Regions from separate parts of the Homo sapiens genome. Here all the other regions are linked to region 1. Evidence: chromatin loops called from intact Hi-C (ENCODE). Cell type or tissue: A673. All regions are shown on one strand. Each heading gives the region's core, and the rest is flanking DNA. Links, peaks and the distances in the headings are about the cores only. Region 1 has its middle 140 kb from the start of ETV1. Region 2 overlaps DGKB (diacylglycerol kinase beta). Region 3 overlaps ETV1 (ETS variant transcription factor 1). Region 4 has its middle 600 kb from the start of ARL4A.

Region 1 (8,314 bases), core at 129-8,128:
GATTAAACTAAATTGCCACATGTAAAGAAAATGTGTGCAGCTATAGAAGGGATAAGGAGATAGAATGAGATCTTAATTGAAGGACTAAACCTGTCTAGAAATGATAACAATACTTTAATAACGGAAGTACATCACGTCCAAAATATTTTCTTTGGATGAGGGAAAGTACAGTCATGATGTTTTCATCATGTTTTTCTTTTCCCTCGAATTTTCTACATTGAAAATGTCACAAATATATGATTTGAAAAAAATGTTATTTTGAAAAATAAATAAGAAAAACAACACAGTTGCCCAGTTAATTAATTGCAACTTTAGAAGCTTTATGAAGTCATTGGTTTTAAGAAATACCATATAAATGATCTTAAGCACCAGAACAGAACATTGATTTTAGATAATGAGGAAACTCTTATTATTGATAGGGTTCCCGACATGATACCCCAAACACGATACCTCAGCATCTGAGAAAACAGCAGAAGCAGAAAGGCCACTCTCACATTCTCCCACACTTGTCCCCTGATGGAAGCCATAAAAGTATTATCTGGCCGAGCATGGTGGCCTGTAATCCCAGCACTCTGGGAGGCCGAGGTGGGCTGATCACCTGAGGTCAGGATTCAAGACCAGCCTGGCCAACATGGTGAAAAACCATCTCTACTAAAAATACAAAATTAGTCTGGTGTGGTGGTGCACACCTGTAATCCCAGCCACTCGGGAGGCTGAGGCAGGAGAATCATTTGAACCCGGGAGGTGGAGGTTGGAGTGAGCCAAGATCACGCCATTGCACTCCAGCCTGGGCAAAAAGAGTGGAACTCCGTCTCAAAAAAATAATAATTATTATTATCTAAACTTCCTCTGAGTGAATCATAAGATCCTCATTCCAGAGATGCCCTCCTTATTCCCAGAGGAAAGTAATGTCTTTACCTCTGAGGACACAGGGACATGAAGAAGAATCTGAAGCAGAAGATCTTGCGAAATTCCCCTACTTTATTACCATTAGATCATACTTTGTTCATTTATACTTCTAAGCAACTATTCACGCTTCATCAAACCTAGCATAAAAATATATAGGTTTTCCTGTTTCCTTGGGTCTTCATTTACAAAGGCTCCCATGTCATGTAAAACTTACATTAAATAAATTCACATGCTTTTTTCACATGAACCTAGCAATGGGTGAAAAAGAAATTACTTTTTTATCCCTTGCAGTTTCTGGCACCCAATAAATCTCTTCTCCCTAATACCATCCTTATTCTGCAATAGATAAAGGTCAAGGTTAGTAAAGAGATAATAAAGATCCAGAGAGGTTACCTGTTTAATTATAGGACTGAAAATAAAAACCACTTTATGAAAAACCAAAGGCAGGAAAGAATGTTCATTGACATTTAATACCGACTCTTGCCATGCTTAAACACACACATATACACACACAAACACATGCACTTTCAAGCACCTCTAATATTCATCAAGATACTCAACCAGGGCCCTGCGTGTCACTACCACACCTTGTCTCTATAATAATTGCACCTGGTCTCTATAACATCTACTGCAGAGAGTTCTTGTGTGCAAGATGATCTATGGAGTGTGGGTAGAAAAATTTAATATGTGTGTTTACACCTGCATTTTTCTCATTAATAAAAAAAGGATTAATAGTAGTATCTATTCCATATGGTTGTTTCAAAGGGTATATGAGTTAATTCACAAAAAGCATTTAAAATAGTTTGGAAGAAAGTTCCTTGATCAATACATGGTAGCAATTATTGTTATTACTATTATTATTGCTGTTGTTCATTTTTTAATTAGACACAGGTTGAGTTTTGCCTATATTTACAACAGTAACAGCAGTGATAACTACAGAAATACACTTATCTTGGGTATGCATATTCAAAAATGTTTAGATGCGTTTCATAATTGACATGCAGAAAAAAATAGCCAAATTAAATCATATCTCAACCTACTGGGTGCTTAAATTTAGCCAAGGTGAAATGCTCTTTCTATATCTTTGTGGAGTGTCTCCAGCCTGAATTCTCTTCTACCTTCTCTTTTCAGCTGAGTACTTTCTTCAATCCTCAATATAACCATCTGTGTATCTCCCTGATCCTACAATGTCCCTCTCTTCCATTTCATCTCTGTTCTCACAGGAATTATAAATATTTGTTTTATAGTACTTTTCCCATTGTATTTTAATTGGTTATAAATTTGTTTATAGTATTTGATTATAAAATACTTGAGGATAGCAACTGTGTCTTAGTGAACTTCATTTCTCTGGTGACTAACACAAAGCTAACAACTGTTTGCAGGAGAAATATTGAATGATCTCCCTTTTTATCTTGACATAGAAATTGATTAATTTCTTTCCCTGTAGGATGGTACAGGAAAAACAAAATTTTATGTATACAATTTACAAACATAGATTTCCTTTTCTTAGGTTATTAAAATCTGGCCAGAGATTCATTCCACAATGACATCTCCCTGGAGGCGACGACTTTAGTTTTCCTTCACTTCTATCTGACTTTGATGTTTGACCAAGATGTTCAAACTCTTAACCCAGAGAAGACACCTAAGGAAGCCACATGGTGTGGGAAAAAGTGACATATTTTAGTTTCATATAAAACTCCATTTTTTATGTTGGCTGTGCCATTTAGGAACAGAGATTTTGAGAAATATAAATAATTCTTTCTCTTCTTCTTTGACTTTATCAGTAAACTTAAAATTATAAAGTTTAACTCACAGCTTGCTCTTTTATTTCTTTTGAGAACATAAAATCACAGATATCTTATTTGATTAATTTCCTTATACAGGGTAGATATCACTACTGACAACCTCTATCAACTCCTTCTTCTAAAATGAGACTTGTGACTTGTGTTTTTAATTTTTTAACTGTTAGATAATTATATCATTCCTTTAAAATATAGTAAGCTCCTTGATGACACACTCAATCTCTCCCTTCTCCCAGAGTGCTTAATCAATATTTGTTTCTTGAATTGAATAGAACTGAGTGGTAAGATTTCCCTCCAATTTTGGTTATTTTCTAATATGAGAGTCTGGATGATCTACTCCCTCACGTACACAGTGCATGTGCCCTGGCGTGACTCGGCAGGCTCTGATCACCAGCCAATTTTCGGCAGCAAACCCGTATTTTTTTTTTATTCTGAGAAATTATAAAAATAACATTCCTGCCATCACTTCATCAATTCATAAAGTGACTTTAGTCTCTTGCTTTCTAATTCCTTTCATTTCTCCTTTATAAGCCTGCCAATAGCCTGGGCCTTTGCTGGCCTTACATATTTAATCAGAGTAACCAATGCTGAGGATTTTTACAGGGAATTAAGTTTGATTTGTTTTGAAACATTTATTTATTCCATATGGCATTTAAGTGACTGAATTATTTTTGGTGTTGGAATGAGGTTGCATAAACTGGATTCAAATTTAAAACAGACACACACACACACACACACACACACACACACAGCTAAAGCCCAGGAGTAGTTCTGTAGGAAATATCCACTGTAAAAGGAAAATGGACGTACAACTGAGGAATCAGATTAGGAGATTTGGCAAAATCACAAAGATAATTTTGCTAACATTGGAGTCACCAACATAAAGCTCCACAATTTAGGCCAATACTGGGTTGCACAGTATAGTGACATTGTGGCTTTCCTCCCTGGAATCACCATGTCACTGCCATGCTGTTGTGTCCTGGATTTAGCTGACTTTGGCAGGACAAGCCCTCTCTTATCTCTGGGGGGTGATGGGAGAGGGCTAAGCGGCCTCATCCAGTAAACTGCCTTTGCTTTCACAGGTTCAGGATGGTCAGGGGTACAGGCCTAAGCCCTACATTGTCCACAGTGATTAGTAGTTAGTTCAGAGGCAGGGATGTGAATGACCTAATTTTGTCTAATCAGTAAAGCCTAATACTTTTATTCAGTAGTTGAATAAAGATAAAAAGCTCTATTATTCCAGATCTTGTGGTTAGAGATAGGAACCCTGACACCACTGCGGCCATTTTCTTACTATGACAAAACAAGCAAACAGCAACAGTGAAAGAAAAGAAAAAGAGAAAGAAAGAAAGGAAGGAAGGAAGGAAGGAAGGAAGGAAGGAAGGAAGGAAGGAAGGAAAAGGAAAAGGAAAGAAAGGAAAGAAGGAAGGAAGGAAAGAAAAAAAGAAAGAAAGAGAAAAATGCCTGAGATAATTAGAGAATACAGAGCACAAGCCTGATCTTCAAATATTGTCTAAAGTCCACTAACGAAATATTAGCTGTATTGTTTAAGCCAATGTGAGGTGTATTTTTGTGGTGCTTGTGGTGGTGGTTGTTGTTTGGTTGTGGAGTTTTCTTGCATTTCGACTGGAAAAAGATCCTGATACATAAGCAGAGATGCAGAAAAATAAATCTATAATTATAAAATCCGTATGGTGGGGTTCTTCTGCCGGGCCCATTAGAACACGGTATGTTATTTCACACACTCTCTTATTGAAGTAAAATTACCCTTCAGCCCCTAACCATGCTCGGCAGGAGAGACTGTGCTGGGAAGACCACTGTTTCTAATGTATGTTACAAAGTTGATGCTAACAAGCATTTTAAACAAGTTAAGTGCATCACTGCTGTTTCGCCTTCTCGTGGTTAGAGGTGTGAGTCATGCTTCCTGTTAAGCCCAGAGACAGTGCCTGTTTGAGGTTTGATTATTTGGTAACAAAATGGAAAGCACACTGCTGCTGTGTCAGTGAGCTGGAAGCAATCAACATTTACTAGGCTTACACACATGAGAAATGCAAATAGGTTTCATTTGCTGGGATATGGGTTGGTGGCTTGACTCAAACATTTCATACCCCCAGGAAAAAGGAAGTTAAACCACAGGATTAATCCTTGACTAAATCTTGAGGCATTTTTAACCACAAATTAGAAAATTAAAACCAAAATGTATTCTGCCATTCCAAAACCAAAGAGCTAAGCTCTTACTTCAGAGGTTGGCAAACTCCACCATGTTGGCCCATTTCACTTGACTCTTACCTACCTACTGGTTTACTTTTACTGGCTTTCTGCCAGCCTCTCCAAGGCAGAGCCATGAAACCATGACTCCCAGCTGTGGAATCAGAGACTGGGTGGCAATTAGGCTTCAGAGGGCACCAGGAGCTTCCAGTGATACGTAATTGCTGAATTTCTGGGGATAATTACAGGGGGTCTTTGGGCTGTCTGGGGAAAAAAAAAATCAATCTGAAAACTCACAACGTATACGGTTACTGTATTACTGTAAGAATCATAACTTACAAAGTTAAAGATAGTTGTATTCCAACGGCATGATAATGCAGAAATGGTAAAGAAGAGGTAGCATCCATGCCATTCAAGATATAAAGTTCTCAGTTAATAGTAGTTGATAGCGATGATGCTTTTACTTTAAGAAAGCAAGAGAAGTAATAGTTCCTTGAACTCATCTTATAAACGCCTGATTTTATTCCACAGAGATCTTACCAGGAGAGTCAGAATCTTTTAAGGAAACTGCAGCTATCTGTGAGCATTATTAAGTTGAAATTCTTAATATAAAAAAAAAATCCAGACACCAGAGATTGCTTATAGTTTGTTTTAAAAAAATGAATGATTTGGAAATAAGGGATAGAGAAGTAGGTGATTAATATTGAGAACCTGTAACTTACAAGTTACTTCACAAAGTAACTTTCATTCTCACATTTAAAAAAATCAAAATTACAAAATCAGAATTTCAGAGATAAAGGATGTTAATCTATATTTCCACAGAGATTTTGTGGTATTCTAATGAATGTTTCAAGGTGTTGAAAGCAAGATGTATTCATACCTTTCATTAATTTATTCAGTAAATATTTAATGAGTGCTGATACAGTTGCAAAATATATAAAGCTATTGGGCTTACAAAAGTGGATAAAATAAAATCGAAATTTCTGTCTTCATGAAGCTCATCACCTAACAGAAAAAGAAAGCATGGAACTGGGTGCCCCTCTTTAGTATGTGAGATGCAAATTGTGTGCCCCAGTTGTCAGGTCTGGAATTTGATTTTATCCTGCTTAAAACTAATAAGTTTGCCTGTTTCTGCTTCATAGATACTGGCAGGAGACAGGAGACTCCTGGTTTTGAGACAAAGGACTTCATTAATCATGCATGGCACAGCAAGCAGCATAAGCATCAACATGTTTGTGTCGATTTCTCTTGCTGCCCCCTCCCAAGTCCATGGGGGTGGCGCACAATGCCCGGATAGATGCACAGTGGATTGTGTTACAGAGGAGGAATACTGCACCTAGGAGATCTACAATTTTCACAGTAAGCAGTAAGCAAGCCTGCTGCTTGTCATGAAGACATTACCTAATCCCCTGAGGATGCTCTCTGTAAACACAGCCCTGGGAAATGGTTCCCTTAAAGAGCAGTCAGTGCCTTGCATTCATGGCATACTGGCAAGACATGCAGGAGTCCAAGAGATCTGTGAAGGACATTCTCACAACATCAGTCAGGATCCAGAGTGCGATGCTAGAAATATCATGTTTTGACTGAAGCAAGAAGTCCAATATTTCTCCTTTCAATATTTTTCCCATCTGCTTTCAAGCCATCCAGGTATCTTCAGATTCTTATATGGGGATTCCCTTCTAGGGCAAGGGAAAATCCATTTTGCGATTGACACATTTCAGGATGCTAGCTATGAAGTGGGGTGCTGATTGCTGAGTAGAAAATATGGAAGACACAGACAGTGTATCCATAGCACAAATCACAGTAGTGGAGTCTCATTTCTGTACTTTTAAGGCCAACATATGTTAACCACTACGCTGAGAGATTCCAGCCAAAGTGTCAAATGTTCTCAAGGTTAAATTGACTTTGATTGCCTTACCCAGCAGCAAATGTGGTAACAATCTGCTTAGTCACAGAGAGGAGGTACAACGAGAGGTGTGGGTTGGCAAGAAGCTGGAATAGAACAAGCTGTACATTCAACAGAAATAGTTACTCCAATAGGACATCCTAATTCTAAATTATGAAAGATTCATGTAGCCATCAGAGTTCAGTTAATAAAAACAAAAGTTACCCCCTGCATTCTAAGTTTGAAGGATTTCAATCCACGAAACTAAAGATTTAAACAATCATAGGGAGGGGTGGGGAGCTAAGGTCAGGAAAATTGCTACGTTCAATCTCAAATGAAAGCACCGAAGGGATGGTTCTCAAAAACTCTCCCAAAAGGTGATGTAATTCTCAAGACTCTCTGGAATGTTCTCAGTCATCATCTCAGCTGCTATGGATGCGGTGTGTGCCCTCAAAATTCACATGTTGAAGACCTAACACCGCAATGTGATGGTTTTTAACGTAGGGCCTTTGGGAGATAACTAGGTTTAGATGAGATCTTGAGAGTGTGGCCCACATGATGGGATTAGTGTCCTAAGACAACAGAGCTCTCTGCCTCTCTTGCAAGCGAGGACGCAGTAAGAAGGCAGCCGGCCGGGCGCGGTGGCTCACACCTGTAATCCCAGCGCTTTGGGAGGCTGAGACGGGCGGATCACAAAGTCAGGAGATCAAGACCATCCTGGCTAACACGGTGAAGCCTCGTCTCTACTAAAAATACAAAAAATTAGCCGGCGTGATGGCGGGCGCCTGTAGTCCCAGCTACTCGGGAGGCTGAGGCAGGAGAATGGCGTGAACCTGGGAGGCGGAGCTTGCAGTGAGCCGAGATCTCGCCACGGCACTCCAGCCTGGGAGACAGAGTGAGACTCCATCTCAAAAAAAAGAAGGCAGCCATCTGTAAGCCAGGAAGAGGGCCCTCTCCAGAACTATGTGAAATAAATGCCTGTTGTTTAAGCCACCCAGTCTGTGACATTTTATTCTGGCAGTCCCAGCAAACTAAGACAATCATCCGAGCTTCAGGGCAAGTCACGTCTGTCCATATGTCTGGCTGCTTCTTCCTGAGAAGAATAACAGCCACTGCTCTTCACATTCTAAATTTCAGTCAAGTGTTTCATGTTGATGAACTCTAACCTGGCGCCTTACAGAAAAGGCAATTTTGAGAAATGTAGTTCCAACCTTCTTTCTGTGATAAAGAAAGCAATTACGATGCTGTGTTAATAGCAGATAATCCAACCAAGCCGGATGATTAAACTAGCAAACAGATAATAATAAGTGCCACATGAGTGTTACAGACTAAGTGATATGAGATTGATAATGAGATAAATGTACTTCTGATTCACCCAGGATTTGGGGTAAGCTGTGACATCCTAGAGCAGAGAACATAGTTCAAACTGTGACTGATACCACTCTCTAGGCCCTTTGCACCAGGAGGACAGCTCCTTTGGCAAATCTAAAGACTTTGGTGGAACCACAAA
Region 2 (8,314 bases), core at 40-8,039, 610 kb after region 1:
TGTTCTTTTATTGACTAGGATTTTGACTGCAAACACATTTTAAGGCAATTATTTAGTAGCCTATGTTTTTACAAACATTCATGTTCAATAGTTGCAGTAACTCTGTGAGATTGTCTTAAGAAAACCATTCCAATTTACAAAGGTAGCTTCCACGTTCAGGAATTATAATATGGCTTTTAAATCTAAATTTTGTGCTCTTGTGATTATGTGACACGATCTTTGCATTATATAGAAATCATATATGATTGCTATCAGATGCACGTTAACTTTTAAATAATAAAGCTTTCAATGAACTTTCAACTCCATTTTTCACTTTCTAAGAATCACCTAATATTTCTGACACATCTTTGTAAATCCCAGAGAGTTACTGGACCCCTGCATTATAGCATCAATATCCTGCATACACTTGAGTCACATGATAGTTTTGATAGTAAATTCTGATGGGAATAAAAACAAAAGAAATGGTATTACTCTAGCTAACATGACATGTATTATTCAATTTAATTTAATAGTATAACAATCCTGAGAACTAAGAATCACTATTCTACTCTCATAGGTGATGAAATGGATGCTACTAAATTCTAAATAATTTACCCTAGGCTTCAGAACTGGTAAGAGGCAGAAGTAGAATTCAGACACAGATAGAACCGAAGGTTTGTCTTTTTCATATGACATCAGAAGTGTCTCCTGGTTATCTATGGAACCCAATATCACGTTTGAACTTCCCAACCATCAATATACTTTTTAATTTTCTATAAACTCTGTTTAGAATTCTCTGTATTTCTTTATGACAACCAGGAAAACTTGCTTATACCATTTGAGCAGTGAAGTTAAAAATCACAGACATAACTTCAATATGAATTTTATTACTGGTTATCTGCTAGAGAGCTTGGAACATTCTGAATGGAATTAAAATGCATTTCATTGGTGTGGAATCATGAACATTTGTTAAAATTGTTTTGTAAAAAACTCCCTAGGTTTTCACAGCTGTAGAAATGCTCCCTCAAAGAAATAAGTGCAGAATGAATAAAAACAGATGTGGCATTTTTGCATATTATCAACAAAAATCTCTTTTTATTTTATCTTGTCAATGTCTTACCATAACATTATTTATGCCATTATTCTGTTCACAACAAGTGCAAAGAAATTACATGACATTTCCAGTACATATACTGGTCTTCAGTAGGGTTTTCTGGTTACTTATATTTCTCTAGAGAGTACCTTTGCACAGGAAGTAATTTTCTATGTTTTCTAACTAAAACCCAACCTTTCTGGCTGTGCACTCTGAGAAACAGCAAACATTCTCCACTCTATTAAAAGTAATTGAGTCGGAACATTTAAAGGTATTTTAAATGAATGTGCACTGAACATTCTTCAACTTGGTTCAGGAAATAGATATAAGAAAGTTTTTAATACCCTGAAATTTTTAAGAAGAGGAAATTACCTTTGGTTATTTAAAGCTAGAAAAGATTGGGTTTAAGAACTTTAAGACAACGGGCTAAAATCAACTCCAAGGCAATGAAAGCGTCTTCCTTTAAAAAGTCACTAGTGTTTTGTGTTTATAAATTTGTGCCTTCACTGTTGAATTTGTGCCTTCACTATTTAAAATGTATACACCGTATACAGGTTTAGCATTTCTAATCCAAAAATCCAAAATCCGAAATGTTACAAAATCTAAAATTTTTGAGGGCCAACGGGATGCCACATGTGGAAAATTCAACACGTAAGTACTTAACTCAAACTCTGTTCCATGCACAATATTATTAAGAATATTGCATGAAATTATTTTCAGGTTATGTGTATAAGGTATATATGAAACATAAGTGAGTTTTGTGTTTTGTGATAGACTTGGGTCATATCACCAAAATACCTCATTATGTATATGGAAATATCCCAAAATATAAAAAAGTCTGAAATCTGAAATAGTTAGGATCCCAAGCATTTCACATAAGAGCTGCTGAACCTGTAGTACTCTTTTAGGCACTCAGATGTAGAGTGAAGTTAATTCTGTATAATATAAGCTAAAAAACATAATCATTGGCAGTACCTAGTGGTAACTCAAGCTTTCAACATCATTAGAATTTGAGGATGTTAATATACCTGCACAAAACAATCCTATGTGACTTTTCAAAGATGAAATTGCACTCAGTGTGGTCAAATGAAGAAATTAAATCATGCTATGAATAAGTGATGTTTTATTAGGTAGATGTTCTAGCAAAACCTAATGCTTTACCTGAGAAGTTAATCACTTCTTACATTATTTTTCCAATTGTTTGTCTTCCCAAGAGTTGTGCTAACTTAATATTAATTTGATATATTAGCTGTATTCACTTAAAAGTTTACACAAAAATATTTTACCATTTGTAATTGTTTCAAGTTTATATAAAGAATTAAATATATTTTAACAAGCATCTACATAATTGACATGATTTTTTTCTAACCTGAAAACCTAATTATCACCTTCTTATAGAGGACAAGGAACAGCTTTGCAGGCAAATTAATGTATCCTATCAGTGGGACAGTTTGTCACTTGCTTAAATAATCATCATCTTTGTTATAAGCTTTACAGAATGAAGAAAAGAGATAGGACCCCTCTCATACTATTACACATTAAAATTAACTTCCCACAGGTTTTTCAACAGTTTCCTACACTTTCACTGTGCTGAATCATAAAGTAGAAATGACAGCATTAACTGCTTTTCAAGAGATAAGAAGCAAATATATTTCATATCAGCTTTGTCAAATAAAGTCTTCAGTCACCACACAGATACATCATATATTTAATTGTACACAAGTTAAAAAGTATGCCGCATGTTAAAATAATATGATATCATAGTGCACTAGTAAAGAGGGTATGTAAAAAGGACTGCGTTATTAACAATTAGTTGATATTATTAAGTAATTACCTAAAATGGACACCTGCCATTAATTTCTGTACAATAAAGAGCTGGCACATGCTAAAACTGGTTTCCTTATTTTCTTATCTAACTGGGTAAAGTTATTAAAATTACGGTAATAAAGGCACCTAAAATACACAAGATTTGTTAAAATGCTCTTAAAGTAAATATAGTATTGCTTGCATTTTGGAAACTTTAAAAAATAATATTCTTGCTATTAATTGCTATATTAAAGCTATTATTTCTAAACTGAATTACTTATAAATAAAAAAGATTTTTTTAAAGACTGATCTCAGTTCCAACTAGCAAATTATTTCAGACATTTTGCATTTATTTAATTTCCAATGCTGCAATTAAGAAAGAACATCAACACTTTGACTTTTAGTTGGTCTGAAGCAAAGTCCCTTCCACGTGAGATTAAAACTTGTCTTGTTCATCAAATGGGATCAAAAGCTCCTTAATTAGTAGGCTGGACTAAGGTACACAGATGCCCTTTGACCTCCTATGACAGATTGCTAACATTTTAGCATTTACAACAGACTCTCAAGTATGCCGGCTGACATTCAAATATAACTCAAATTACACTTGGTTAAAAGAATTGTATACATCTACATGAGAAGGACTACTGGTGTAAAAAATCTAAGTCCCGGCAACGCAACACAAATCAAAACAATGACTTTGCCAGTATGCTTAATAGGGAAGGACTCATCCAGTGTTCTCTGGATTGCGGGAAGTGCGGCAAGGCTGAGTGCATGTGGGCTAGCGCCCTCTGCTGGTTAGATTCTTCAACGTCTTTAAATCAAGAATCTTCAAGCCTTGATTAAAAAAAACGATGCTCTAAAGATTCTTTCTCTTTCTGGAATTAGGAATCTATGGGAAGCCTTCTAAAAATTTAAATTTTAATTCGATTTCAGGTATTCTAACCACCTGAATATTTATGTGAGGATCACAATAAAATTAGATCCCCAAATTTCTTTTAAAATTTAAATTAAAAATTTAATAAATTCTTATGACTACATAATAAGTGAACCATCTGATAAAATAGTGTAACAATAAATAAAATAAGTTAAATAATTTAAATTTAAATAAATTCTGAATAAATACCTCTGATAAAACTAATCGTTAATAATATAGTGTGCCCAGCGGTGGCTGGCAAGATGGCTGAGTAGGAACAGCTCCTGTCTGCAGCTCCCAGCGAAATCAATGCAGAAGGTGGGTGATTTCTGCATTTCCAACTGAGGCACCCAGCTCCTCTCATTTGGACTGGTTAGACAGTGGGTGCAGCCCACAGAGGGTGAGCCGAAGCAGGGTAGGGCGTTGCCTCACCCAGGAAGCACAAGGGGTCAGAGAACTCCCTCCCATAGCCAAGGGAAGCCCTGAGGGACTGTGCCATGAGGGATGGTGCATCCCGGCCCAGATACTAAGCTTTTCCCACAGTCTTTGCAACCTGCACACCAGGATATTCACTCCAGTGCCTACACCACCAGGGCCATGGGTTTCAAGTACAAAATTGGGCTGCCATTTGTTTGGGCAGACAACGAGCTAGCTGCAGGATTTGTTTTCATACCCTGGTGGCGCCTGGAATACCAGCAAGACAGAACCGTTCACTCTCCTGGAAAGGGAGCTGAAGCCAGGGAGCCAAGTGGTTTAGCTCAGGGGATCCCATCCCCACAGAGCCCAGCAAGCTAAGATCCACTGGCTTGAAATTCTCGCTGTCAGCACAGCAGTCTGAAGTCAACCTGGGATGCTCCAGCTTGGTGGGGGGAGGGGCGTCCGCCATTACTGAAGCTTGAGTAGGCGGTTTTACCCTCACAGTGTAAACAAAGCCACTGGGAAGTTCAAACTGGACAGAGCCCACCGCAGCTTGGCAAAGCCGCTGTAGCCAGACTGCCTCTCTCAATTCCTCCTCTCTGGGCAAGGCATCTCTGAAAGAAAGGCAGCAGCCCTAGTCAGAGGCTTGTAGATAAAACTCCAATCTCCCTGGAGCAGAGCACCCGGGGGAAGGGGTAGCTGTGGGTGCAGCTTCAGCAACTTAAACCTTCCTGCTTGCTGGCTCTGAAGAGCATGTTCTAACCCAATGCAAGGAAGCAAAGAACCTTGAAAAAAGGTTAGATGAATTGCTAACTAAAATAACCAGTTTAGAGAAGAACATAAATGACCTGATGGAGCTGAAAAACACAGCACAAGAACTTCGTGAAGCATACGCAAGTATCAGTAGTTGAACTGATCAAGTGGAAGAAAGGATATCAGAGACTGAAGATCAACTTAACAAAAGAAAGCATGAAGACAAGATTAGAGAAAAAAGAATGAAAAGGAATGAACAAAGCCTCCAAGAAATGCGGGACTATGTAAAAAGACCAAACCTACGTTTGAATGGTGTACATGAAAGTGACAGGGAGACCAAGTTGAAAAACACTCTTCAGGATATTATCCAGAAGAACTTCACCAACCTAGCAAGACAGGCCAACATTCAAATTCAGGAAATACGGAGAACACCACAAAGATACTCGTTGAGAAGAGCAACCCCAAGACACATAATCTTCAGATTCACCAAGGTTGAAATGAAGGAAAAAATGTTAAGGGCAGCCAGAGAGACAGGTGAGGTTACCCACAAAGGGAACCCTATCAGACTAACAGCAGATCTCTCTGCAGAAACCCTACAAGCCAGAAGAGAGAGGGGGGCCAATAATCAACATTCTTAAAGAAATGAATTTTCAACCCAGAATTCCATATCCAGGCAAACTAAGCTTCGTAAGGGAAGGAGAAATAAAATACTTTACAGGCAAGCAAATGCTGAGAGATTTTGTCACCACCAGGCCTGCCTTATAAGAGCTCCTGAAGAAAGCACTAAATATGGAAAGGAAAAACTGGTACCAGCCAATGCAAAAGCATACCAAATTGTAAAGACCATCAATGCTATGAAGAAACTGCATCAACTAACAGGCAAAATATCAAGCTAGCATTATCATGACAGGATCAAATTCACACATAACAATATTAACCTTAAATGTAAATGGGGGAAATGCCCTAATCAAAAGACACAGGCTGGCAAATTGGATAAAGAGTCAAGACCCATTGGTGTGCTGTATTCAGGAGACCCACCTCACATGCAAAGACACACATAGGCTCAAAATAAAGGGATGGAGGAAGATTTACCAAGCAAATGGAAAGCAAAGAAAAAAAAAACCAGGGATTGCAATCCTAGTCTCTGATAAAACAGACTTTAAATCAACAAAGATAAAAAAAGACAAAGAAGGGCATGACATAATGGTAAAGGAATCAATCCACCAAGAAGAGCTAACTCTCCTAAATATATATGCATCCAATACAGGGGGACGCAGATTCATAAAGCAAGCTCTTAGAGACCTACAAAGAGACTTAGACTCCCACACAATAATAATGGGAGACTTGAACACCCCACTGTCAATATCAGACAGATCAACAAGACAGGAAATTAACAAGAGTATTCAGGACTTGAACTCAGCTCCAGACCAAGTGGACCTAATAGACATCTACAGAATTCTCCACCCCAAATCAACAGAAATACATTCTTCTCAGCACCACATCACACTTATTCTAAAACTGACCACATAATTGGAAGTAAAACATTCCTCAGCACATGCAAAAGAACGGAAATCATAACAGTCTCTCAGACCACAGTGCAATCAAATTAAAACTCATGATTAAGAAACTCACCCAAAACTACACAACTACAGGGAAATTGAACAACCAGATCCTGAATGAGTACGGGGTAAAAAAGCAAATTAAGGCAGAAATAAATAATTTCTTTGAAATCAATTAGAACAAAGACACAATGTACCAGAATTTCTGGGACTCAGCTAAAGCATTGTTTACAGGGAAACTTATAGCACTGAATGCCCACAGGAAAGAGCAGGAAAGGTCTAAAATCAACACCCTAACATCACAATTAAAAGCACTGGAGCAGCAAGAGCAAACACATTCAAAAGCTAGCAGAAGACAAGAAATAGCTAAGATGAGAGCAGAACTGAAGGAGATAGAGACACACATACACAAAAACCCTTCAAAAAATCAATGAATCCAGGAGCTGTTTTTTTTTTTTAAAGATAAACAAAATAGACCACTAGCCAGATGAATAAAGAAAAGAGAGAAGAATCAAATAGACAGAGTAAAAAATGGTAAAGGGGATATCAGCACTGATCTCACAGAAATACAAACTACCATCAGAGAATACTATAAATACCACTATGTAAATAAACTAGAAAATCTAGAAGAAACGGATAAATTCCTGGACACATACACCCTCCCAAGACTAAACCAGGAAGAAGTCGAATCCCTGAATAGACCAATAACAAGTTCTGTAACTGAGGCTGTAATTAATAGCCTACAAACCAAAAAAAAGCCTAGGACCAGACAGATTCACAGCCGAATTCTACCAGAGGTATGAAGAGGAGTTGGTATCATGCCTTCTGAAACTATTCCAGGTGATAGAAAAAAAGGGACTCCTCCCTAACTCATTTTATGAGGCCAGCATCATCCTGATACCAAAACCTGGCAGAGACACAACAAAAAAAGAAAATTTCAGGCCAATATCCCTGATGAACACTGATGAAAAAATCCTCAGTAAAATACTGGCAAAGCAAATCCAGCAGGACGTCAAAAAGCTTATCTGCAACGATCACCTTGACCTCATCCCTGGGATGCAAGGCTGGTTCAACATATGCAAATCAGTAACTGTAATCCATCACATAAACAGAACCAAGGACAAAACCCACATGATTATCTCAATAGATGCAGAAAAGGCCTTTGATAAAATTCAACAGCCCTTCACGCTAAAAACTCTCAATAAACTGGGTATTGATGGAATGTATCTCAAAATAATAAGAGCTATTTATGACAAACCCACAGCCAATATCCTACTGAATGGGCAAAAGCTGGAACTATTCCCTTTGAAAACTGGCACAAGACAAGGATGCCCTCTCTCACCACTCCTATTCAATATAGTATTGGAAGTTCTGGCCAGGGCAATCAGGCAAGAGAAAGAAATAAAGGGTATTCAAATAGGAAGAGAGGAAGTCAAATTGTCTCTGTTTGCAGATGACATGACTGTATATTTAGAAAACCCCATCATCTCAGCCCCAAATCTCCTTAAGCTGATAAGCAACTTCAGCAGTCTCAGGAGAAAAAAATCAATGTGCAAAAATCACAAGCATTCCTATACACCAATAATAGACCAAGAGCCAAGTCATGAGTGAACTCCCATTCACAACTGCTACAAAAAGAATAAAATACCTAGGAATACAACTTACAAGGGATGTGAAGGACCTCTTCAAGGAGAACTGCTCAGGGAAATAGGAGAGGACACCAACAAATGGAAAAACATTCCATGCTCTTGGACAGGAAGAATCAATATCATGAAAATGGCCATACTGCCCAAA
Region 3 (8,314 bases), core at 147-8,146, 60 kb after region 1:
TCTTCCATTGCTTTTTTGGCTGATATAAACTAAAGTCAATTTTAATAGTAGCAGAGAAAGTATCTTTAGTAATGAAGACACAACAATTTGATATTAACTTCACCTTTCCATCAGCAGTCCAAAATGCTATTGATGAGTTATGCTACAGGAACAATAGTAGCCTTAAGCCTAAAGCTAGTTCTGGGAAGAATAAAAACTGAACTGAGAAATTCTTCATGGAAATACTCCATTTGTATGTGGGGAGTGGGAAGGAGGGGACAATTGAAGTTAGTTGAAGGTGTCCTCCATTTCTCTGTACAGTATTATCTCTGTCCAGGCTCTTCTTATTTTAGTAATTTTTTATGTGCTATGGCAACATTTTAAACTTCATCCCAACCTTCCAATGGAGTATGCCAGTCCAGCTGACTTGGAACAAGTGTCACGGACAAAGGAAAATGTTTCTACCAGGCCTGTGTCTTGTAAGAGACACTTAAGGGCTGAGAATTTTCCACTGTTGCCCTTGCATCCCTTTATCCGCCACAGCTGTTTTTCCCCAATCTTCTTTTGAACATAACTTTGGCCTCTAAATGCTCCTCTCCAACCCTCATGACAAAATCCAAGTTGTCCAAATAATGATTGCTAATTTGAAAGAATAATTCACCCATCCCCCAACCAGTTGACTTTTGCAGACATCGTTCCTCTCTCCTAAGGACCATAAAACCTCCCTCCTGCCTCTTTTCTCTAATTCAGATGCTCCTTTAGAAACCCTGAAGCCAGACATTCTTAAATAAAGGTGCAAAGCATGCTCTGGTTAATTTTCTCCAACATCAATTTTGTAGGATTGTATACAACCGGAAGGAACACGCAATACATTGGTGATTTTAAAGGTAGACATGTTTTATCTTTGCATGCTTTTTAATTCAGAAAGTTTCCCTAAAGTCTTGAAATGATTAAGAATACATTTTTGGTATATTAATCAAATGTGTCAGTTTCTTTATGTTATAACATGTCTGAGTGTCCTAATTAAAATCTATTAAACTAACCTCTTCAGGCTCAATCAGTTTAAATTCCATGCCTCGACCAGTCCAGGCAATAAAATGAGAATTTGAAGGGTCATCCAGAAGAGCTACCAAAAACTGCCAGAGCTGAAGTGATCCTCGCCGTTGGTATGTGGGTCCTTCCCGATACATTCCTGGCTCTTGTTTGATGTCTCCTAAATTAAAACATTTTTAAGTTTCTATTATTAGCAATACTATGCTATCTTACATAAAATGTACATTAAATCAATCACTAATATGGTTAAACCACAATCAACCACTTTATGGGCATTTATGAAATATATTATTACCATTAAAGAGGAATTTAAAATAGTTAAATGGTTGAATATAAATGAGCAAGCTGTACGAACTTACAGATAACTATATATAACACAGGTGCAGAATAAATCCTGTGTCAATATGAATGACACACATCATTTACTTACAAAAATATTGTGGAACTATCTTTTTTTTTAAATTGATTTCTTTAAAAACCATCGTATCTAATCAGACTTCTTTGCTTTTATTGTTAATGCTATTACCCACTGCTCTAGGCAACACTGAAGAGGGAATAATCAATCTTAAGCTCTGGGCATTTGATTCATACAAATTAAATTCTGCAAACTATAATTTATAAATATCTTATTGACCTGCTCATGAAAAACTATTGAAAATTTTAATGCAAATATTTCAAAGCAAATTTAATAGTATCCTAAACTGAGTTAAGTAATCTTCACTTTATATAAATAAGGAAAATCTTGTGGGTAATTCAGGGCATACTGCATTATCGTAGTACTACCCTTCCTTCACCGCATCATATACCTTCCTATTAAAGCTACTACTTTTTCAACTGGTAACAAAAATTCTCTCTCATTTTTCTTTATCTCTTGCTTGTACTTCACTCACTTGAATTTAACTTGCTATTGTTTTTTCTAAAAGTCCAATTTAAAAATGCATGCACGAGAGATTTCTGTAAGTATGTATTTTTAAGCACAAAAAGTTTGTGTTATATTTATTTGATATTCATATCTAGTGTAAAAATCTGTTAAATAGAGCACAGCAATAAAGGTGTTCATGTTGCAATGCTTCTGGTATAAATCTGGTCAGTTATATTAATTTTACAAAAAAAAATACAAAGTTTCATGACTTCTGATTATTTACTTCCATCTCCAGCCACATGTCTCAAAAATAGGTGGAACTGCTCACATTGGGGATTGAGTGTCTAGGGCCCTGCAAGTATGTCATTGTTAGTGCATAAATTGCTCTTCTCCGCTAAAGAAACAATCCAGACAAAATATATCTAAGCCTATGTAGTCATACTAAGTGTGCATTATAAAATAGACCAAATTGCACACTTTCTAAAACTTACCTATGGTCAGTAGAGAGACATATACCTCTTAAAATAATTACAGAAAGGGCAACATTTGAAAAACCTAAACCAAAATATAAAATGTGTGAGTCAATAGCTGCTAAAATCATTATGTTGTTTTGGTCTTAACATGATAATATAGAAGTGTATCTTCATATCGATTTCAATGACAGTTTTATTTATCTCAGTTTTTCCTTCTGAGATTTACAATGTTTTTTTTATGGGAGTAACTGAGTAATTATGCAGATAGAGTGAAACACTGTTACATTTTATAGTCTCTATATTGCTTCTGCCTATAAATGTGACTGATCACACTGACCATGTACAGTGAAAAAATAACCCCCTCATTTTTCTTTCTTCTTGTTCTACATTACTTATAAAATACAAGGCAAATACTATCTTCCAAAAAATGTTTTATTAGTGTAAAATTGAAGAGTATTTAAAAGTCGAAGGGAATAAATAATCAAGGCAGCTTGTTCCCTAAATATTAGTGTGACTTTGGCCTGTCAGATTATATTGTAATTCTGTCCATAATTTTGAGATATTTTTCTTTCTTATATGCCCTTACTAATTTTCAAGATCTCTGCAAATATGAAGCTCACCAAACACGAAAGAAACTAATGAAGGTCATTCCAAGAGTAAGAGGCTTTATATACTTTGTCTAAGAGAAAATGCTATATTTTAAGAATGCTGATGCTCTGCTAATGTTGCTAAATAGTACGGCTCACCCCTCTGAAATGCAAAGCTTAAAGCTAACATCTGTTGTAGAATAAAACCAAAAATGTGATTCCTATAATTTTTTTTTTGACCTTGAATGAATTTAGAAATCTAAAGGAGGATAAAGAAGCAGATCTTCCCTAGACTTACCAGCCCTTCTGAGAAGGGTAAGGGTAGCACAAAGCTCGGGAACATGGGGTAGTCTCCAAGCAACTAATTAGAAATTGAAAAGCAATCTGAGCATGTACATTGCTGTTTAAATAATGACAATTTAAAACTTCAGAGAGCACCCAAGTCATTATAGCCATGACCCCCAAAGTTTGTGCAATCAGTGAATCACAGGGCCCCTGCTGGTTTCCTGTCAAACGATCAAAGCAGGAAATATGAAAACCACTCTGAAGAACCACTAAATCAATTAACTGTTTACTTTTTACCCAAGCTTCCTCAAGATGCCAACTTTTGTCACCTTTGTCAAAAAAAAAATTCAATTTAACTTGACACCCTTTTCTAACATCTGAGACCTCTGCATTGCAATAGCAAGTGATATTAAAAAGGTAATGCTTTCCTAACTCCCTTTTAAGCAATTACAAAGTCATGCTACATTAGTAACATACATCTTCCCCAGTTAAAAAAAAAAAAAAAAAGGGACTAACAATCACTAACTAAATGGGCAGTTATGTTGTTCCTGTGTTCCATAATGCATCTTTCCATGAACAATGAAAGAAGAGAGGCCGCGTTAGTCATCGGTCCATCCACAGCAGCACGTTTTCTGCTCTGCTTTGTTAATTACAGGATCAGCTTTCAATAAATCTCGAATAACAAGCTGCATGTGCTCAGCAGGGCAATGGAAAGCCCCCTCTTACGCTACACAAAGCTCAGCAAGAATGATGCTCTTTGTCTATTTCTCCAAAAATGAACTCCCTCCTAACACAAAAGAAAAGGTTTCCTACTGGGGCAAGGAAGAGATAAATTGTAATAGGTCAACGTTGGCTAAAATTAAGTGCATGATGAATTATGTGCATAGGAATCTTTAAGTAGGGATGTCCACTGTTTTCAGAAGAAGCGAAGGTAATCACTCCATCTTTAAAAAAATCAGAACTTGAGGCAAAGTGTAAAACCTACCATCGAATTTTTCTGGGACAACACAGGTGTCATCATAAAACTGCCTGGGGCCCTTTTCAAACATACAGCCTGTGGATGAAAAAGGAATACATTTATTCATGATAGAAATGAAGCTCACAAACACTTAAAATATAACCATTTAACATAAAAATTGTGATAGAAAATGACTCTGCCACCACCTTTCAGTTCCTTGAGCCCTGGACACATTATTTAACCTCTGTGCCTCAGTTTCCTCATCTATTAAATGGGATGACAGTAACACCACTTATCATGTTATAGGGTTGCTGTAGTTTAGAGTGATGCCTAGTACACAGTGAAATATAAAAGTTAGTTATTTACATTGTTAACTCAAGCCAGAGCTCACCTAAACATTGGCAAGGATTTATAACGTATCGTCTCCTTTTTTAGATTCATCTAAATTTTATTGTTCAATGAAAAAGTGAGAAAGCAAGGTGAATTACTGGTATTCACATTATATTATTAGTCTGATGCTCTGAGACAGATTTATTTTATCCTCTTACTTTCTTGTAAAAATATTTAGATGGGTTAACCTTCCTGTACTCAATTAGCAAGATAAGAGGAAAAAAAAAGTTTCCCTTTTTTTTTTTTTTTTTTTGCTGTAAGGTAAGTCCACAGAAAAAAATGCAAAATAAATCAACAGCTTTTCATAATAATGTCCTCTCTCAAATATCCTTCACTGTGAACTTTCGTTGTTGCTATCTGTGATTACCAGGAATAAATTTCATAGAGTTTACTTTTATTTCTCAAATGTATTGGTCTTTATGGTGGGTATATAATACTAACAACAGAAGCAACAATAATTACATTGCATTTGTGCAAAACTTTTAATTTCAAATATTTTACATTTACCATCTCATACTACCCTTTAAAATTCTACTAATATCATTTACACAAAATAACCAATATTAGACCTAGCCTAAAAGAATGCATCCAAGTCAATCCTATTAAAGAGATGTAGAGTGTTTAGGTTAGGAACCATGCACATATTTCAGAAATCCTTTATTGAGGATTATATCCAGACGAAATCATTTTTACCATTACTTTTTAGGTATCAAAGTCCTTTACAGGCAAAGCTTTCCTACCACGGTTACCACAAGCCTGTCTATGAGAAAACTCTTTCTCTAGGCCTCCTATGTGAAATCTCATTCATATAAATTATTTGTCCAAAAATATAAAATCCAGAACATTTAAAGGTGAAAACCTTTAAATCGATGGCATTTTACTCCAAAACTATGACTAGGTCTGTAAAAGCAAAACCAAATATTCCTCAAAGATACATTTCAGTAGTAGTAAAGTGGGCTAATCTATAAAGCATATGTTCTATTTTAAAAGGATGTGGTTGTTGGCAAAAAAGAACACAGAAATCCACTTTTCAGTTGTTTCTACGCATATGACTCATGTTAACAACAAGATACCACTACTTGAAACATCTTCTTTTTACTTTGGAGATAGTCTTAAAACAATTGCTTAGGGAACATAAATGATTTTTCCCAAATAATATAATGATTAATTAAATGACGTCATATTTGGGATGTCTGATTATTCTGAACGGTATTTACACGGAATTTCAGTGGTGGACAACTTAACTTCTGTTCTGCTGGGATGAGCCAGGAAGCCTTCTTGCCTCATATAAATGGAGTGGCAGCTAGGCACTTCTGAAAGAGGAAACAATATTGGTCAAAAAGAGTCTGGAGCTGAAACGCTGCGGTTATCAATGGACAGGGTGCAGACAGAGAAGATACAGAAACGGACACAGGTTCCAATGTGGGGAACATGTCAACATATAATCAACATTTCAGGCAGGGCCCACACATGAAATGAAAGAATGAAGAGTATATATCTTGGTGAATGCTGATTCTCTTGAATAGGAAGGTGAATTCAAAGTTTTACCCAAATAAACCTTGCTAAAAGTCAGCTCAAACAGCAACCCACATGAATGAGATGGTGTCCTTGAAACAGGGTCACAAGTTTTAAATATGCATCAGGACATTTAGCAAATAAATTTGTATAATCCCATAGCATTCTATGAATATAGCAACATTGGAAATATTTAGAAGCTTTCAAGTTGAAAATACTGTAAAATGTATTATCAAAAGTTTTATTATGCTATTATACTATGCCTTCTTCATATGAAGTATTATGAAGCATATAATTCTGACCATATAAAAGACAGAGTTAACACTGTTTCCTGATATCTGCATTTATAATAGGGTTGCAGTATAGTTAATCTTTTGGGTTACCAAATAGTTAGCAATCCATTTTAGCCCAACTTCTTAACCAATGGTACTTCAAATTAATTTTTAATGCTATTTTGATTTATTCCCAGACGTAAGGTCCCTTAAAGCAGCTGGGACTGGAAGGGACAGTGTTAATAACTCTGCCATCAGCTCAGCAGCTGCTTTGAGGCAAGCATTTTGTTGAACTAATGTTGACACCCTGCCACAAAATACTTTTATTGACTGCTGCACACCTGGATTGCGGCTATAAAAACAGCTGGCTGACTCTGGAGGCAGCCAGAGGAAAACAGATAGGCTAAACTCTATTACATATAAGTGTGACTAAATGCAGTCTTTCCTTCCCAGAGTGGGAGAAAAGGAGGGAGAAAGGAAGTGCAAACATTTCTGAGAAATTCACTATTTAATGTCAAAGAACACCTTATAAAAGTGTTTTAACATATGACAAAATTAGCATAACCCTGGAAAACTAGATATTTGACATCAAATTTGAGATCTGATGGATAATTTCACTAATACCATCTCTATTCAAATGGCTGATTTGTTTATTGCTATATTTACTTTATAACATTCTTAATAAATTCTAATCTATGATATTTAAGATATACTGATTTAAAATTCATAATAAATTAATAACATATAATAAGGTTAATGCCAGAATCTCCATTACACTTCCAAAGGCCCAACTTGTGAACTCAAAAAAGCAATGGATGGCAATTTAGAAATATATGGAATACGACTGTGTTTTTGCCAATTGCTGTTACTATTTATACTCTAGTGTAAATAAAATTAACATCTAGCTCTTAAAATGGATACACTTGGCTAGCATTGTTTAAATCTGGTCTATACTTAAAATTGGTGTCCTTTATACAGTCCAGAGAAGCCTGAAAAAATATGGCTAAGGGGAGATTATCCCCATAAAGTAAGTAAAGTCATGTTATCCTTAAGTGATATCAGTTAATTTATGACTATCAGAGTGGGTCAGACTCTAATCAAATTGTAGAAACATTTCCAAAGTGATTATTCAATCAAATGACTAACATGGTTAATTAGGAGCCATAAACATTGCTCTGAAGTTCATCAAAGTAATGACTTGCCCAGAAAAATTACTGCTAATTAAATTGCCTGCTGCTTTCATTTCTACCTTATCTAATAAAAAATCCAACCAATGAAGTTTGGCATTACATTTTAACTTTTGTTAAATGCTTGACTATGATCCAAACTAGCTAAGCGGCGACTTCAAAGGCAAATGTTTTGTGGCAGAGGAAGGAGGCATTGCATATGCATTCAGTTCTGTTTCTTCACGAATAAAATGTACAAAGTTCAACAACCGTAACAAGCTGTAGTTTAACTCATGCAAAAATATTAAGATGACAGCATATTCACACTGTCCTATTATGCATCCACAGATTATAGTTTAAGGATCATTAGTACAAGTACAGCACAATGGTTATAAACAGGCACCTTGTCATCTGATAGAACTGATTTTGAATCTCAGTTCTGACATTGCATGGGAGTATGACATTTTGTTGTTATTTAACATCTCTAACTCCCAACTTCCTCATCTGTAAAGTGGGAATAATAATAATAATGACATCCTTAAAAGGGTTGTTGGGAGGACCACGTGGAGTAAGTTATGTGCAACATTTCGCACAGTATCTGCACACTGTAAGAATTCACCATATGGGACTTATTATTAATAACACTATTTTTAAGTGATCCTCACAAGTATTTAAACTGAGTACTTTAACCACAGTACTTAAAACTAAAAATAATTATATATCTAAATAAGTTACATTTGTTATCTTACTCTGCTGTTCTTAAATTATATGAGA
Region 4 (8,314 bases), core at 224-8,223, 570 kb before region 1:
TGCAAATGCTGACTTTTATGTTTACATATTTAGATTTATAAGCAATTGCCAAACTGTTTTCCAAAATGGCTGTACCATTTTACATTCCCACCAGCAATGTATGAGTGATCTAGTTTCTCTACATCCTCACTAAGATTTGTGTTGTCACTACTTTTTTTATTTTAACCATTCTAATAAAAGCATATGCTATCTTATTGTGGTTTTAATCTGTATTTCCTTAATGGAAAATAATATTGAATATCTTCCTATGTACTTATTTTCCATTTCCATATTCTCATCAGTGAAGTGGCTGTTCATATCTTTTGCTCATTTTCTATTAAATTATTTGTTTTTTTACTTGAGTTTTCATATTTTTTAAATGCTACTCCTTTCTCCAGTATGTGTTTTGAAACTATTTTCTCTCAGTCTGTAGGTAGCTTTTTTTTCATCCTCTTAACGAATGAAACATCCTCTGTCTTTCACAGAGCAAAGGTTTCTAATTACAAGGTTTAACGTTTCAGTTTTTCCTTTTATGGATCAAGCTTTTGGTGTCATCTAAGAATTTTTGCTTATCCCTAAATCTCTAAAATTATGTCCCATTTTTTCCTACAACTTTTAGTGTTTGTGTTTTAATCTATTTTTTTCAGGGGCTTTTTTGTTGTTGTTTAATTTGTGAGGTATAGGCTAATATTCTTTTTGTTTGCCAATGGAATATAATCTATCCAACATCATTTGTTGATAAGATTATCTTTTCTCTACTGAATTGTTTTTGTACCTTTTAAAAAACTGCACAAGTAAATATGTTTGGCTAATTTGAAATGTCTTAAAATAGAAACGGTTACTTTCAATCTTTTAATTCATATTTCTCATCTATAACCACTAGATGGCGAGATTGGCTTTTATAAGTTTATAAATTATTAGCAACAGGTCCCTGAAATTTTTGATATGGCCTTAGTGAAATTTTATACTCAGAGCTTTAATGTATTATAGTTGTTAAAAAAGTAATTTTACAAAAAGAGCTCTAAATATTTAAGGAGAAGTACAATATTAGTTTATTTTAGAATGTTAGAACCCTCATTCAGTTTTAATAGTGAACTTAGAAAATGAGACAGAAATTAGGCAAATGTTAAGCACTAAGGTAGTGTACATGTGAGTCCTCATGCGTCATTTTTCAAGAACTGTATATTTTTCTAATTCACAGAAAAAATATAAAATTCCTTGATGAATCTTTTAATAAGTTGTCTTTTTTTTTACATTTTTTTCATGTGTATGTCCATACTTACATATTATAGGCCTTGATTTCCAAAAAAAAAAAAAAAAAAAAAAAAAAAGCCCTTTCAATTAGAAAGATGTTTATTGACTTTGAAGACAAAGATATGAAGAACAAAGATTTGTCAAAGTGAGAAGAAATCTGTTGGGAAACATTTGTATTTTGCGATAGCTCTGTGAGATGTCTGTAATTTTTTACTGAAATATTTGAATCCATTTCATTAGTGTTAATTATTATTAGATATACTTATGTTAGTAAAATGAATACATGCATTGGATTGTGCTTCCAGTTTGTCATTTACCTAAAAGAAGTGTGGGAGTGCTCATTACCTGATGACATTGAGTAGTATAGCGAGCAAAACCTGGTTAAAATAGAAAAAAAAAAATCCATGTGTTTCTTTAATAGTCCTTCTCACTGTTCTATATGTCTGCTAATTATTAAATATCATTTTTACATTTTTTCTTGAGGAAACTACTTATTTAACATGGAAACTTATCTAATGAGGTATTGAGAGAAAGAGGGAGAGAGAGGTGTTCTGATGCATTTTTCACATACTCTAGAAATATATAAGCTATACTACATATCTACAGAAGTATAATTATAGTTTTATAGTTATAAATATAACAATTATTTTTTTAATTGCCAGATTTTAGGCTATGTGGAAAAAAAATTATTTAATTGCTGAAGCTATATTTAATTTTCTCATCATTTAACTTTTAGAGACATCAGTTTATTAAGTCAGCAATTGCTATAAAGCACTTTCTTCACTCAGCTTCATGAATACCATTTTATCATTAAGTCTTTAAAAGATCAATGTATAACCATGTGGCATGATGGAAAATCTGGGCTTAAGACAGGTTCAAGACCTAGGTCTTTCATTTTAACTTACTATGTAATTAACCTTACGTTTTAAAAAATTCTGTTATGTACCAGGCACTATAATAAACTCTTGAGATAGATAGATAGATGATAGATTGCCAGCTACATGTCCCAAGTGTTTATAATAGCTATCGATTTATCTATCATCTGTCTATCAATCATCTGTCTGTCTGTCTGTCTGTCTGTCTGTCTGTGTCTTGCTTCATCTTAATAATGACCCTACACTTCAGGTAATAGTACTCACATTTTATGGAACAGAAACCATGGCTCTGCAGGTTTAAGTCACTGGCCTGGGATAACAGAGCTGGCCAGTGGCAGATGGAGTATTTGAACACATCTTATTCTGAAGCCTACTTTACCTCAACTTCATCCTTTTACTACTCTGGGCTAGCTCCATCTATGTCATCTGTAAAATGGGCAAATACAAGAACATGAATCCTAACATACTTCTGATTCTAAAATATTCCTCTCTGGTGTTGTGAGGGAAGATTTTCAGCTCTTTCGGAGTTGACTTAGTTCCCCAAGGCATTCGTTTTACCAAAGCAGCACTCACCAAGGTCAAGGAAAACCTTTGAAATTTCCAGTTAAAAAAATAGACATGCATATATGTATAAAATATCCTCTTATGATCTTTGATAGTATTTAGTATTTTTACTGATTAAAGTTTTTTTTTCTTTTTCTGGGATAAGAACTACTCCAAGAACATGACAACTAGCAGAAAATGAGAGCTGAAGTAGTGTGATGAAATGGAAAGGAACATTTCATTAGTAACTGTAGAGAAAGGAAAAATGAGCTGTTCTTGCTCATAATGTGGATCCAGTAGAAAGTACCAGACCCAATAAACAAATAATTGATTAGAAATATAGCCAAGAACATAGATTCCAAGAGATACCTTTTATAATCCAGGATTCTGTTACCTGATTTGGTTCCATAATAAAAACAAGCACTTACTAACAATTATACATGACATTTATGTTATTTTATACTCTGCAGAAATCTACTTACTGTATTCTTTCTCAGTCTTATTTCAAGCAATTAAAAAATTGTTTGTCTTGTCATGTTGAAGGTCTCAGTTAATGTAAAGTTAATAAAACCGAATCCTTGTCCTGTCCCCTATAATAGTGTAGAAGGCAAGAATAAAAACTCAATTGTCATATATATGTGATTTGTTTATTCTTATAAAGATATATAAATATATAGTGAATTAGTAATAATGAGATAAGCTTGTCCTCTGAGCTTTCCAGCCACTAGATGGAGAACATGCTTTGTGAAATAGTATATGAGAATGAGGAAATCAAGCCAACTTAACTTTGCTGTCTGGGCAAAATTTGTTAATTTGGGTCATATATTAGACTTTTCTGTTTTAGTGGTCAATGTGGTTCAATTTTAAGTTAGGGCATAATTTGCACAATAACTAAAGTTGAAATTAATACTCAGAAACAAACCATACTCTATTTAGAACTAAAATCCATTAAGTTGTCTGAATTACAGGAAGAAGCTGACCAATGAAGATAAAGCCAATTTGTTACATTGGAACAGCTGAACTGGTGAAAAAATTAATATAGCATCCAGCAATCAAAGGATAGGATTAAACTCCAATGAAGTCACTTTGTTTCGTTTTTAACTCTTAAGAAGATCGTTAGCCAAACTGTTTCAAATGGCACCTGGGTTAACACTATCATGAAAATTTTTTTGATCTAGCAAACTTGAAATAATGGCTTCACATTTCTTAATTTCCAGCTTTTAAGCAAATTATTCTGGACTTTGACATCAGTGATCTATGTGGATAGTAACATAGCTATTTTAAATATGCTTGCTCATCCCTCGACTAGTCAAAATTAGGCAGGAAAATGTTATGCTACGGCAGGCAGCCTTATGATGACTGAAATTATAGAAATTACATAAAATTATGTCAACAAATGGCAATAACTTGATATATCAAAATATAGATAACTCTTTTAAGATGTAATTCTGGCCCTCTTAGTCAAGCGTTTATCTTGAGGGGCCATATTGGCAACTAATTTATACAGGACAAAAGTAAAAGAAGAATCTCTATGAATAGATGGGCAGTGATTGAGTTTAGGTGCCAAGGACAATGCTGAATTTTGGGGCAGTTTTTCCAGTGTTATTGTCCAAGAATGGGAAAGTAACTTTTGCCAAGAAAATTCAATGTTCTACAAGCATAACACCATATGTATATGGCAGAGTCGAGTTGATTGCCATGATTATCTCTCTAGTAAATACCATCAATAGCCTCTACATTAAAAATAAAATTGGAATGTTGAAGAACACAAGTACAAAAATAAAGCCTTAATAAACTAAATTACATTAAAATGATGTTTTATTATTTTATGTTGATTTTATATTATTGCTCAGGAAAATGGACACTCTGCATTTGCCAAGTGGAATAACACATACAAAAGCCCAAGTATATGAGGGTAAATGTTTTCCAAATGTCAAAGTTCTGTAAGAGGATAGCATTTAGTATTTTCTTGTGTTGTTAGACTAGAGAACGATTTCACAATTAGCAGTTTGTCAGAATCATCTGGAATTTTTTTTTACATTTTTATTTTCTTTTAATACAAATACCTTGGGTAGAACTGTAAATATTACAATTTAATAAATCTTATGGGTTTCTCAGGATATTCAGGCCTGGAAACCTTACATTAGGCCACATACCTTCTTCCCAGTAGGGTTTAGACCTTGTCTGCCATTGTAGCATCTGTGCCCAATACAAAGCATAGTCCAAAGTAGAATCTTAGTAACAGTTCAGTAAATAGATGATTAGGGATACTCTCAGCAGTAATAGCAAGTGATACTGTTCTAATTGCATGAGTAATTATTGTTCTTATTCTTCATTTTCTCATTGCTGTATCCCCAGTGCCTTTTACATGATCTATAATAGAGAAAAAGCTAATGGGTACTTGTTTAATGAACAGGTAAACATTCAGAATGCCCTAAAAATGCAGATGTTTCTACCTGAGAATCAACACATAGACCTTGTCAAATCCACAATCAAGCTTTATTTATTCAAGGTGCCATGTTTATCACTTACAGGGATGGCTTCCAGCCACCTGAGCCTTCTCCCTCCTAATAGATTTATCCTTATCAAGATTCCCTGAAATACTGAATGGTCCTTGACTGCTAGAATTTTGACAGAAGTTGGAATGTAGTAACCCATACTAAAAGTACTGTTAGTAATTCAAGAAATACAACGGTAAAATTGGATTTCAACCTTTTAGTTTTATTCCTGTGTACACTTACTTCATGTTAGGAAGTGCTAAAATAAAGCAATACAATACCTATTACATTTGCTTGCAGCAGAAAAATAGGTGACATGTTAGTTTTTTTTCCCCTCACCTATGCAGTTCTGTCTGTAATTTAGTGAGATGACTAATGGCTCAAATACAGAAAAGCCAACTTTAAATGGATTATTTTGTGACTGTCTCAGTCAAACACTTCATGACTGCAAACATTTTTATTCCACTAATTTAATTGTTTTATTTTGTTATTCAAAATTAAACTCAGAAGAAAAGAAACTTACCTCTCAAGTCAACAATGAATCTTCCTCCCATTTGAAGTGGTATTAAGAATGTACAAGAAAGTTTGTTTCTTTGTTTATATAGCACTATCTAAATGTTGTTTCATCTGAAATAAATTAAGCAGTTCCACAGCCCCACTTTGGAAACATACACCAACTTAATAAAGACTGGATATGAAAGTTTCGGAAATGTAGGGAACTTAAAAATTAGGAGTGTCCCATTCATGTCTGTAATAAGACTTTTCAGGGAAGGGATAGTCGGGAAGAGAGTCCATATGATGTTGAAAGTCAATAAAATGTCCGAGAACCAGAACAGCTCCTTTTCGTTCTTTGGTGACTATATTGAAGACTTTGTTAAATCATCACTTTAAATTTGTGAAGAGGTAGAATTCTAATTCAGATTTTCCCATTCCCATTGCTCTCTTTCGTAAAAGTCCCTGTCATTTTTTCCAAGCCTCCTATTCTTCCATGTTATGCCTCAGATATTACAGTCTAGGATGACTGATACAAGTGCCTAACAGCACATAATGTTATACATCATCTGTAGCTTGTACAGTTTTTATTCCAAAGGTCCTTTGCTCAAACCTTTAATTGACCAACTCAATCTACAAAGCTCTGTGCAGATACCACCTCTTCTGGGGTTTCTAACTCACTCTAGTTGACTTGCAATATTTTCCCATGTGTTCCTTTAGCTTCCTATGCATGCATTTACAACAATGGTTCTCAACTTTGCTGAATCATGAAAGGATATCTGGCCCCCATACAAAATAATTTTCTATTAATTGGACTAGTTTACTGCCTTAGCATTGGGATCTTAAAAGCTTCCAAAGTGATGCTAATACACAGCCAAGGTTGAGAACCACTGTTCCATGGTTTTATCTTATTTTATTGAAATTTTCTGTTTGTATGTCTGAACCTTCTGTGTGGTCAAGAATTATGCCATGCTGGCTTGGCACAGTAGCTCACTCCTGTAATCCCAGCACTTTGGGAGGCCAAGGCGGGCAGATCACCTGAGGTCAGGAGTTGGAGACCAACCTGGCCAACATGGTGAAAACCCCTCTCTACTAAAAATACAAAAATTAGCCCGGCATGGTGGTGGGTGCCTGTAATCCCAGCTGCTCGGGAGGCTGAGACAGGAGAATCGCTTGAACCCGGGAGGCGGAGGTTTCAGTGAGCCAAGATGGCGGCACTGCACTCCAGCCTGGGCAACAAAGAGCAAAACTCTGTCTTAAAAAAAAAAATTATATCATGGTTATTTGATTTACAGAATTACTGCCAAATAGCATATACATACCCAAAAACAGTTGATGACATAAATTGAATTAATGAGAGAGAGCCTAGAAAGAATCAGATTTGAGGAAGTCATGAGGATTCCTTTAAGCGGTTGAATGTGAATAAAAAGAGAGAAATAGTGGGTGAGGGCTATATAGTAGATAGGCTGTTCCTTAAATTAAAACATGGTTATATTTATATGCAGAAAGCAAGTGAGGGAGAAATCAATGAAATTTGAAAGCCCCTAAGAAGAGAGCATAGTTATTTAAGTAGATAGGAGAAAGAGAAAAATACAGATTCGTATGCATTTAAACTCATAAAGGAAGAAAAAACATGGCCCAGTCAAAATTTCTGTACCATTCCTTTATGATAAGAATATACAAAATGCACTGAAGAATTAAAAATGAGAAAAACAACATCCTTAAATTTGAAAGACAAGGTTACCAGTCACTCCACTAACCCAAAACAATGCAACATTTCTAAGAAGAGGCAGTATCTCTGTCATTGACTTTTCCTAGTACAAGCCAGTCCCACAAAGTATAAGAATTTACAACAATACGTATAAAATTAAAGTGCAAACAAGTATGAACCAAAAACTTAAGGAATGAAACTCCCGAAAAGCAGTATGTGTGATGTCTTTATTTTGTAAAGATTGTGTTTTCTATTACCTCATTATGGTTTTCTGCTTTCTGTATACCCTGCTTCTGCTTTTTATTTTTTTCTTTATTTCTTTTATAAAAAGTCCTCTGAGACATTTAATTTGCAGAGCACTAGAGAAAAATTTCACCAAAAATGAGGAAGTAAAGTGAAATTTAAACAATGACCTTCCCTTTCCTCAGACATACACACGTGTAACAGATTTATACGCCTTATTGTAAACATTCTGCTACATCTTTCCTCCACCCGCTACAAGGAGTTAGAGAATCTGCTTTTAACAAGGAAGATAAATGTACCAAATGTCACTGAGCCTCAGGGGGATCAGAGATGGTAAAACAAGTGGTTTAATGTTCTGATTTTCTTTTTCTAATGCATGCACTGAGTTATATTTTCAACCAATCTCTGAAACCACACAGCAGAGTCTGACCTCTGTGTGGGCTAAGAAACATTCGCACCAATGAATCAAGCAGATAAACAATCATTCTCTTATGGTAGGTATGTGAATGGTTTCAAAGGAATGATGTCAATAGATGAGGATGACATTTCATTGTATTGGATAAGGACTATTTATGTGCAACACAGCAATGATATTTATATAGAACTTTTATTTCTAAGCTGGTTTCTTTTAAGCACTAGTTATCTTTATTGTTACTCTTTCTCATGGCTGACCTTCAGCATAATAGAACAGGCTATTACTGAGCATTAATGAGCTTTAA

The links. Peaks named below come from ENCODE experiments on the same cell type or tissue, not always from the same donor. Only the 100,000 strongest peaks of a DNase experiment are listed, where the experiment ranks them.
Region 2: it touches region 1 in a loop (5-fold over the local background); 4 of 110 quality-filtered maps call a loop at or near these places.
Region 3: it touches region 1 in a loop (5-fold over the local background); 4 of 110 quality-filtered maps call a loop at or near these places.
Region 4: a loop joins it to region 1, with 4 times the contacts of the local background. A loop is called at or near these places in 2 of 110 quality-filtered maps.

What each region holds. Positions count from the first base shown.
Region 1 is chr7:13,845,646-13,853,959 of GRCh38, forward strand. No RefSeq gene overlaps it. Among named protein-coding and RNA genes, the nearest start is that of ETV1, 140 kb to the right of the region's middle. In A673, for the core only: no CTCF peak of the experiment used is centred there; DNase peaks (open chromatin) are centred at 3,916, 4,726 and 6,246; H3K4me3 peaks cover 526 bases; H3K27ac peaks cover 4,476 bases.
Region 2 is chr7:14,454,357-14,462,670 of GRCh38, forward strand. The region is part of intron 21 of DGKB (diacylglycerol kinase beta); the gene reads right to left. Among named protein-coding and RNA genes, the nearest start is that of DGKB, 440 kb to the right of the region's middle. In A673, for the core only: a CTCF peak has its summit at 3,671 (motif pointing left); a DNase peak (open chromatin) is centred at 3,635; H3K4me3 peaks cover 317 bases.
Region 3 is chr7:13,905,408-13,913,721 of GRCh38, forward strand. ETV1 (ETS variant transcription factor 1) reads right to left here. Exons shown (of 14, transcript NM_004956.5): 10 at 5,832-5,900; 11 at 4,225-4,293; 12 at 1,023-1,192. Among named protein-coding and RNA genes, the nearest start is that of ETV1, 80 kb to the right of the region's middle. In A673, for the core only: no CTCF peak of the experiment used is centred there; DNase peaks (open chromatin) are centred at 3,464 and 3,874; H3K27ac peaks cover 3,524 bases.
Region 4 is chr7:13,279,182-13,287,495 of GRCh38, forward strand. No RefSeq gene overlaps it. Among named protein-coding and RNA genes, the nearest start is that of ARL4A, 600 kb to the left of the region's middle. In A673, for the core only: CTCF peaks have their summits at 858 (motif pointing right) and 3,358 (motif pointing right); DNase peaks (open chromatin) are centred at 890 and 3,380.